Linked DNA regions of Homo sapiens: region 2 is linked to region 1. A link is a loop called in an ENCODE intact Hi-C map of the cell type or tissue named here. Cell type or tissue: IMR-90. All regions are shown on one strand.

Region 1 (5,000 bases):
CTGTACAGCTGTTTGTGGTTAAAGATATTGCATATTCTAAGGGTGAAGAAGAGAGAGAGATGACTGTGTGACAGGTTAACCTTTATTTGGCCCTACAGACAGAAAGGATTCCAATGGCAGTGAAAAGAGGGAAAACATTGCAGACAGAGGAGAGAAGGGCAATAAAAGTGAAGAGGTTTGTGTTGTCAATTTCATGTGGGTCAGTAACAGACACCAATGTAGGTGGGGCGCAAGCATTGTTTGTCAGTGTCATGCTCACCTAAGAGCCTTTCTTGAAATGTCCCAGTTTGCCGAATCCCCCCTTTAGGACCCCTTATCCCCATTCAGACACACTCCAAGTCTCCCACTATTTATCTTATTTTTCTTCATATTAAACAATCAACCCTAACAGAGTCTTCTTTCATTGTATGCAGATGAGTTTTATAAGTACTCCTGATAATCTCCACACTCCTTCATAACAATGAAGGAAAAGGGCCTAGAATTTTATTTTGAGTACAGTAATGGGCCCCTTTTCCTATTGGTTGTCAACTGAGAGGTTTGCTGGTATCTTAATTCTGGCAGAATAAGAACCCTATCATTCTGATGTGTAGGACCCAAGACAGACCAGTAAAGTGGTGGGTCTGATGACGGAAAAACAGAAAGTGCATCCTAGTGTCTAGGGATAGACACGTCCCCAGCAAAAAAAAAAAAAAAAGGAAAAAAGATTTCTGAGAGGGAGGAGTGGGAGATAAGGTCAGGTCAGGGAGGTAAGTTGGGACATCCAAGACTGAGTACATTTGATTCATCCTGTAGGCACTGCAACGTTCTGGCAGGTAAGGAAGCTGATTCACCACATGATATAATATGGCAATAAAGTGCAAAATTAATTTCAGCAGAGTGAGATTGGTATTAAGGACCCAAGTTAGGAGGCTGTTGGATTCATCCCAGCCTGAGATGACTGGGACAGGAACCAGGAGGGAGGTAGGAGAAAAGAAAGAGAAGGAATGCATTTGAGAGACCAAGACCCCCAGACATGGAAGTGAAGGAGAGAGAGGAGCCAAAAGTAACTCTGAGTGTGGGTATGTAGGGGAAATGGCACCATCATTGACCAAAATGGGAAGATCAGGAGGAGCTGTGGAGGAAGCAATGGGTTTAGCTTAGCTCTTCTTGAGCCTGACAAGAGATAGACTGTCTGGGTGCAAGTGTGTAATTGTCCATTGGAAATTCAGGTAGGCAGCTCATTAGAGAAGCTACTTAAAGTCCACAGTGAAGTCACCTTCCACTTGCAGGCAGTAGGAATTTATATTGGGGGCTTGAGGAGCTTTCTAGGTTTGTAACTTCTTCTATGGGGAGCCTACCTGGAACAGTACAAGGAGGAAGGAGCAGCAGCAAGGGCTTTGTAAAGACTACAAGAGCTTTGGATGCATTGAACAAGTCACATTTTAAAAATCTATATTCGGGCCGGGCACGGTGGCTCACACCTATAATCCCAGCACTTTGGGAGGCCGAGGTGGATGGATCACAAGGTCAGGAGTTCGAGACCATCCTGGCCAACATGGTGAAACCCCGTCTCTACTAAAAATACAAAAATTAGCTGGGGGTAGTGGCGTGTGCCTATAATCCCAGCTGCTCGGGAGGCTGAGGCAGGAGAATCACTTGAACCCAGGAGGTGGAGATTGGAGATTGCAGTGAGCCCAGATAGCGCCACTGCACTCCAGCCTGGCGACAGAGCAAGACTCTGTCTAAAAAGAAAAAAAAAAATCTATATTTGAAGGCAAAATTTAATTTCATACTCATTCAGGCAATATACATATGTGGTGTATATATATAAATATATGTATGTTACCTAGAACATCTCATCTACAAACGTCTTCCAGTGTCTTTTCCTTCACACTTAACAAATCATGGAGAATTGTATATATTTTATAAAATATATATGTGTGTGTACATAAATACTCTCTCTCTCACACACACACACACACACACACATATATATGAAGAGAAAGAGAGAGAGCACGCACTAGTATTTAAGAGACCAGAGTTCTCTGATCTTGTCACTAGCAGTGGTTTTAGTTTAGTTGTTGCCAGATCTATAAAATAGCTAACATAGTACTAGCTACAACCCAGATAATATTCTAAGTGCTTTTTATGTACTAAATTAATTGATCATCACAAAAAAACTCTAATATTTAGGTACTATTATTATGCTCATTTTACAGATGACAAAATTGAGTAGTGTCCAAAATCACCAGCAGTCAGGAAACAGAGCCCAAGTTCATGTTCTTAACCTCTCAGACACTCAACTTATCATCTGTAAATTGAGAATGTGGGATTAAATTATGTCTAGAGTACCATCAAACTTTAATTTTGAATGAGATTATGAAGAATAAAGTGAGCATTAATCAGAATCAAAATTAATTTCTGAAAATTAGCAGCAGAGGGCAGCAGAGAGCACACTAAGGAGGCTTTTAAAAGACCTTTCTAAAGCTATGCAGAGTAATAATACATAAAATTTATAAACAAAAATACATATATTAACACATTTAATCTTCATAATTAATTTCCTAGTTTAGGCCCTTTGCTTCAATTCATCTTCCACTTTAATGCACTTAAAAGGGCCCATTCAAGGCCGGGTGCAGTGGTTCACACCTATAATCCCAGCACTTTGGGAGGCCGAGGTGGGTGGATCACCTGAGGTCGGGAGTTCGAGACCAGCCTGACCAACATGGAGAAACCCCATTTCTACTAAAAATACAAAATTAGTCTGGCGTGGTGGCACATGCCTGTAATCCCAGCTACTCGGGAGGCTGAGGCAGGAGAATCGCTTGAACCCGGGAGGTGGAGGTTGTGGTGAGCTGAGATTGCGCCACTGCATTCCAGCCTGAACAACAAGAGCAAAATTTAGTCTCAGAAAAAGAAAGAAAGAAGGAAAGAAAGAAGGAAAGAAGGAAAGAAGGAAGGAAGGAAGGAAAAAGAGAAAGAAAGAGAAAGAAAGAAAGAAAGAAAGAAAGAAAGAAAGAAAGAAAGAAAGAAAGAAAGAAAGAAAGAAAGAAAGAAACCCATTTGGCCAGGCGTGGTGGCTCACGCCTGTAATCTCAACACTTTGGGAGGCCAAGGCAGGTGGATCACCTCAGGTCAGGAGTTTGAGACCAGCCTGGCCAACATGACAAAACCCCATCTTTACTAAAAATACAAAAAATTAGCAGGGCGTGGTGGTGCATGCCTGTAATCCCAGCTACTCAGGAGGCTGAGGCAGGAGAATCGCTTGAATGGGGTGGGGTCATGGGCAGAGGTTGCAGTGAGCTGAGATCGGGCCACTGCCCTTCAGCCGGGGCGATAGAACGAGACTCCATCTCAAAAAAAAGGGGGGGGGGGCATTACTGCACCCTTTAATGCACCACTAGAATAAAGACAGCATTGCACATCACAATATCCTCAAATTTTAGAGTAGAGACATCAAGAAAAGTTAATTGGGTTTATTTTGACTGATTTTTGCATTTTTCTTAATAATTTTCCATTATTTTTGAAATTCTAATAAGATATCACTGGGTCTCTTCAAGGGTATATAAAAGGTACACTTCAAACAGATGTTAACATATTTGTTAGACTTGATTTCATCTGAGACATCAAAATTTAACCCAATGGATTACTTTAATTGTTCAATGATATTTTGTCACTTGAATTCTTGTTTCTCATCTTAGAGAAGCTATATATATATAAAGCTATATATATGTAAAGCTATATATATTACATATAAAATATACATATATAAAATGTATAAAATTCTCCCTGATTGGTTAGGCGTGAAGGAAAAGACACCTGAGAATATTTGCAGAGGAGATGTTATAGGCAATTTTAGCCCACATTAATCATTAACAGATAGGGGAATGCCAAAATTAACCTTATGTGCAAATTCACAACTTAGAAATATGTGCTAAAGTGCAGTGCCTTGTTAAATCATTTACTTGCTTTTCAGAAGAAACTGCAATGTAAGTTCTCTTTCTAGATGAGCATTTAGTTTTTCAGAAAGCTGTTGTTATCACTTCTTCACATAGACACATTTTTGATTGATTTTTTAAAATTGACAGATAAAATTGTATGAATTTCTCATGTATAATATGGTATTTTGAAGTGTGTATATTGTGAAATGGCAACATCTATCTAATTAACATATATATTAGCTCACAGTTATTATTTTTGTGGTGAGAATACTTATATTCAGTTTCTTATCATTTCTCAAGAATATGATAGATCATCAACTGTAGTCACCATGCTGTACAAGAGATCCTTTGAACTTATTCCTTCTATATAACTGTAATTTTGTATCCTTTGAGCATGCTGATCAAAGGACACACTTTTAATTTACATCTAAACAACACAAGCGTGGAGTCAAAGAGAAAACCTAAGGAAAGAAGAACTTTATAAGGGGGAACGTTTAAAACACCTAAGTTAGGGATCAGCAAACTTTTTTTATACAAGGCCAGAGAGTTAATATTTTAGACTTTGCAAATCATACAAACTCTGTTGCAGCCCTGCTGGCCTAGCAGGAAAGTAACCATAGACAATATGTAAACAAATGATTGTGTCTGGGCTCCTACTAAAGTTTACAAAAACAAGCAGGGGGCCAATTTGGTCCTGGGCTGTGGCTTACCTACCCTTGACCTAAGTCAAAAAGCAGACGCAATAAATGGGATACGCATCATAATAATGACAGCTGTATGCCGAGTGCTTTCCAGGCATAGCCCTTAACCTTCCAACAACACTGCAGATTAGATATTATCATAATCTAGATATGATCATATCCTTTTAAAAATCTTTTAATTTTTTTCTCTTTATCATTATCTAGATTTTCCAAATGAGAAAACTGAGTTTCAGGTATGATAAATACCCCTTCCAAGGCCACACAGCTACTAAGTACTATAGGCAAGATTCAAGCCCAAGTTTACAAACTCCAAAGTGTGTGTTCTGTTCTTAGAACATATCACACTATTGTACAGTTAAGAGCAGTTAGTATCACGCAG
Region 2 (5,000 bases), 89 kb after region 1:
ATTTTTTAAAAGACTTGTAATGTGTTGTGGCTTGAAATGTGTCAGGTACTATGTTGAAGACTTTTCCAGCATTATCTCATTTAATCCTCATAACTCTGTGATGTAGATCGTATTAGTAAGCTTCTTTACACAGGTGATTAGACTGTGGCTGAGGATTGTGCCCAAGGTCACAGAGTAACTGGTGGAGCTAGGATTCAAGTCCAGGTCTGTTATACTCTGAAACCAGTCCTCCTGACTACTGCCTTGGGTTCCCCAGCTGTGTAGAGTACTGTGAAGGGGAAATGAGAGAAGGGGGAGGCCACCTTCTCACCTATTAATCAAGTGTCAGTTCTGATTATCATCACGAATGAATCTTCACCAAGAAAAACATACTTATAAATTGGTTTTGCAATCTATAAAAAATATTGCCTTTGAATGAGTACTGTGGGTTATGATCATCTTGTGACTCAAATTCAGTGGGTCCTAGGCAGGGCTCAGGTGTGTCACTGTGGATAATGGTTGCATCATCATTTTGTTTCAACCGACAATACATATAAAGAATGACTAGAATTGTAGCTCAGTGCTTGTTTTGGCAGGAAGCATTCCCTTGGCCCCAGCTGTCCCATCATACTTAGAGATCTCATAAGGCTTACAGATGGATTTCCTCTTTCCTTCATTTATGTATTCAACACATTTATTAAGCACCCATTATGGGCCAGGGACTAATGAACAATAAATTTTGGTAAAACTGATTTGGCTCACAGTTGGAATGAGGCCACTCTTGTGATAAGTAGAGTTGTGATTCTTTTTGTTTTTTTTTTTTCTGAGACGGAGTCTCACTGTGTTACCCAAGCTGGAGTGCAGTGGCACGATCTCAGCTCACTGCACCCTCCGCCTCCCAGGTTCAAGCAATTCTCCTGCCTCAGCCTACTGAGTAGCTAGGATTACAGGTGTGCGCCACCATGCCCAGCTAATTTTTTTGTATTTTTAGTAGAGACGGGGTTTCACCATGTTGGCCAGGCTGGTCTTGAAATCCTGACCTCATGATCCGCCTGCCTTGGCCTCCCAAAGTGCTGGGATTACAGGCGTGAGCCACCACGCCCGGCCAAGTTGTGGTTCTTTTGTTGTTTCTTTCTTTCTCCACTACATTTGCTTGTTTCCTTGCCCATCACATTACACAAGTACCAGGAACACATTCTCAACAGAGAGCTGCCACCCACTCTTGTCTTGTCTGTCACAAGACTAAGTGGTAAGAGCTTTCAATTTTGAGCTTCTTGAGGGATAGAACCATGTCCTTTTTCTTCCCCAAAGCCTGACACAGCATCTGGCATGTGGTAGACACATGTTACATGAACCAACATTAGCAGCAAGGGACCTGCAAGGACTCAAGTGTGTTGACTGGAACACTTGGATTAGAATAGACCGATAAAACTTGAGGCATCTTGGAAAAAGTCAAAATCAGAAACTATAGCTCTATTTGATGTATGTATATGCCATTTACTACAATTTCTTTCTTTCTTTCTTTCTTTTCCTTTTTGAGACAGAGTTTCACTCTTCTTGTTGCCCAGGCTGGAGTGCAATGGCGTGATCTCAGCTCACGGCAACCTCCGCCTCCTGGGTTCAAGCGATTCCCCTGCCTAGCCTCCCCGAGTAGCTGGGATTACAGGAATGTGCCACCACATCTGGCTAATTTTTTGTATTTTTAGTAGAGATGGGGTTTCTCCATGTTGGTCAGGCTGGTCTCAAACTCCCTACCTCAGGTGATCTACCCGCCTCGGCCTCCCAAAGTGCTGGGATTACAGGCGTGAGCCACCGTGCTCGGCCAATTTCATTTTTAAGAAAAACATAATTTCATTTGCTATGTTTTCTTTACTTCTGTGGCTTGTTGGAAGATGCCTTTTCTAGTCAAATTTGGCATGGAACATATTTGTGGCTAATATTTTTATTTTCAGTCACTCACATTTACGTAGTATCATGGTGTTCTCAAGAGGAAGTTTACATTTCTGAATAATGTCTTATCACATGGTAAAGTTTAGTGTGTCATAAAAGAGTAGACTAGTGGGGAAATCACATGGGGAGGGAAATGAATGTGCACATTTATGATAGGACAGATGAATTAGTCATAGGATGAGTGAGGCAAGCCTACAGGACAGTTACTTAGTAAAGAGAGCATTTCAGCTCCCCAGAAGTCTCATTCTTATAAGGCAGAGAATACATGTGTTGTTTCAGAAGCTAATTTTTAAATATTTTTTGTTTTTGAGACGGAGTCTTGCTCTGTTGCCCAGGTTGGAGTGCAGTGGTGTGATCTCAGCTTACTGCAACCTCCACCTCCTGAGTTCAAGTGATTCTCCCACCTCAGCCTCCCCAGTAGCTGGGATTATAGGTGTGCACCACCACACCCAGCTAATTTTTGTATTTTTAGTGGAGATGGGGTTTTACCATGTTGGCCAGGCTGGTCTTGAACTCCTGACCTCAGGTGATCCACCCACCTCGGCCTTCCAAAGTGCTGGGATTACAGGCGTGAGCCACCGGGCCTGGCCAAACACTTTTTTATAAAAACAATTTTCCTTGTTTTTTCAGTTTTTAATTACTCTCCTCCTCCAAATCTGGAATTGAGTCATAGTTTGCGCATAGAGCTGAATATAGACCTGGTGACTTCCAACTGTAATACTATCACTTATAGGTAATAGTAATAATAATAATAATAATAATAACATAGCAGTAGTAGCAGCAGTGACAGTAGTGGTTACATCTTTTGGGTATATACTGTGTCTGCACGGAGCTAAATTCTCATTCTATGTTCACTTTCCTTGTTTCTTCCTTTTTAAATTGCCCTTCACCCAAAACAAAATCTGGAATTGAGACATGATTTGGGTTTAGAGATGAATATAGGACTGGCTTCCTATATTCATTATTCAGAATGAGTGATTTCTAATCCTTATTCTGTCATCTATTAGTGGTGGTGGGAGTAGTAATTGTAATAAAAGTAATTATAAAATTAGTAGCAGTAGTAGCAACAATGATAGTGTTGACACCTTTTGGATGTATACTCTGTGCCTATTCTATGCTAAATACTCTTCATAAATTACTTTATTATCCTTTTACAAATGAAAAACATAGAGGCTCAGAAAAAAGTGTCAAATAGCTGATGTGGGCAGGGCTGGAGCTCGATGTGCCCCAGCTCTCTGTGCTTCCGGGGTCTGTGTGTGCTCTTTGCCTCTACATCACACCAAGCATGACGTTGTCAACTACCTTTCTGGCCCACACAAAAGTCTGAGAACAGATTTTTTTTTTTTCTTTCTTCTTTTTTTTTTTTTTTTTCCGAGACGGAGTCTCGCTCTGTTACCAGGCTGGAGTGCAGTGGCGTGATCTCGGCTCACTGCACCCTCCGCCTCCTGGGTTCAATCGATTCTCCTGCCTCAGCCTCCTGAGTAGCTGGGATTACAGGTGCGTGCCACCATGCCTGGCAAATTTTTTGTGTTTTTAGTAGGGACGGGGTTTCACTAGGTTGGTCAGGATGGTCTTGATCTCTTGACCTCGTGATCCGCCCACCTCGGCCTCCCAAAGTGCTGGGATTATAGGCATGAGCCACAGTGCCCAGCCTGGATCTTTTTCTTTAAGCTTATGACCTAAAATAGAAGCAACTGATGACTGGATATCTCCACTTCTGTGCCCAAGCAACATCTCAAACACACATTATCTAAAACAAAATTTGCAATCTCCTATGCGTTCCTGTCCGGAAGCTACTGCTCCTACCCTATCCCTTGTCTGGTAAACACTGCCTACTCAGTTGCACTGACCTGTAACTTGTCATCCCTGGGTGTTGCTCTTTTTCCTGCTTGTACCTCCTGAATTAAGAATCTCTCTGCACTTGCACTTCACTTCTGTCAATCCCATCGCAGCGGCCCTCCTAGTGGAGGCCTCTGTATGTTTCACCTGGACTGCAGACACATTGCAACTGCTCTTCCTGTCCCAGTCTTGCCTCCCTCTAATCCTTTCTCATCAACAAGTACTGTGCACCCTCGCCCACCTGAACACCCTGCAGTCCTATGCCCACTGTCCCGCATGGACTCCCTTCTGTTCAACCTGAAGTCTTAGTTTAGAAGTTACCACTTCTGAGAGCCCTTCTCAGACCCTCATAATTCTGGGTTACATGTCCTTTCTCCTCTTCATAGCCCTGACAGCCCTATGTGAGGCAGAAGTTGCAGTGAGCTGAGATTGTGCCACTGCACTCCAGCCTGGGTGGCAGAGCCAGACCCTGTCTCAGACAAACACCCCAGCAAAAAACCAAATGACCAGGCTAGACATTGTATAAAGCAAGTGATACAGCCACTGCTATCTTTAATTGACAATGATTTCTGAAATGTACTTGAAAAAATCAGACTAGCATTCTTGCCTCTGGGTACTGTGTTTTAATGTGGAGTTAATTATCCTCTACCATAGAGTCTTGTGGAAACATCATTAGCCTTCTTTGTACATTTGGCCATCTGCAGACAAATCAATGGCCAGAAGGCTTCATGTGAACCTAGATATATGAGGAAAAAAGTACTCTAGAACTTCATGTCCAGTACAATAGCCACTGGCCACATGTGGCTACTGATTACTTTAAATATGGCTAGTCTGAATTGAGTAGACTGTAAGTGTAAAATATATACCAAAGACTTAGTAAAAACAAATCATTAATATTTTATATCTATCACATGTCAAAACAATAGTTTATAGATATATTGGCTTAAATGTGTTATTAAAATTAATTTCATATGTTTCTTTTTATTTTTTAATGACACAATTTAAAATTAGTATGTGGCTTGCGTTTTTGGTTTGGGTTATATTTCTATTGGACAGGCTACATACACTAAGGTGGTGTCAGTCTCCTAAGTTTCAGAGCTTTGATGAAGTAGGGAGGTCTAGGCTCCATCCTGGTACATCCAAATGTTGTTTGATTGGATGGCTTCATGGTCTAATACAGCAAATAGAATTTACCAAAATCCTTCTGTTTTCTGTGTCTCTTCCAAAGATCC

What was found. Peaks named below come from ENCODE experiments on the same cell type or tissue, not always from the same donor. Only the 100,000 strongest peaks of a DNase experiment are listed, where the experiment ranks them.
Region 2: it touches region 1 in a loop (2.1-fold over the local background); 14 of 110 quality-filtered maps call a loop at or near these places.

What each region holds. Positions count from the first base shown.
Region 1 is chrX:30,568,293-30,573,292 of GRCh38, forward strand. All of the region lies in intron 2 of TASL (TLR adaptor interacting with endolysosomal SLC15A4), which reads right to left. Among named protein-coding and RNA genes, the nearest start is that of TASL, 7.0 kb to the right of the region's middle. In IMR-90, a CTCF peak has its summit at 2,414 (motif pointing right); a DNase peak (open chromatin) is centred at 29.
Region 2 is chrX:30,657,530-30,662,529 of GRCh38, forward strand. All of the region lies in intron 1 of GK (glycerol kinase), which reads left to right. Among named protein-coding and RNA genes, the nearest start is that of GK, 6.6 kb to the left of the region's middle. In IMR-90, no CTCF peak of the experiment used is centred here; DNase peaks (open chromatin) are centred at 522 and 1,982; H3K27ac peaks cover 1,841 bases.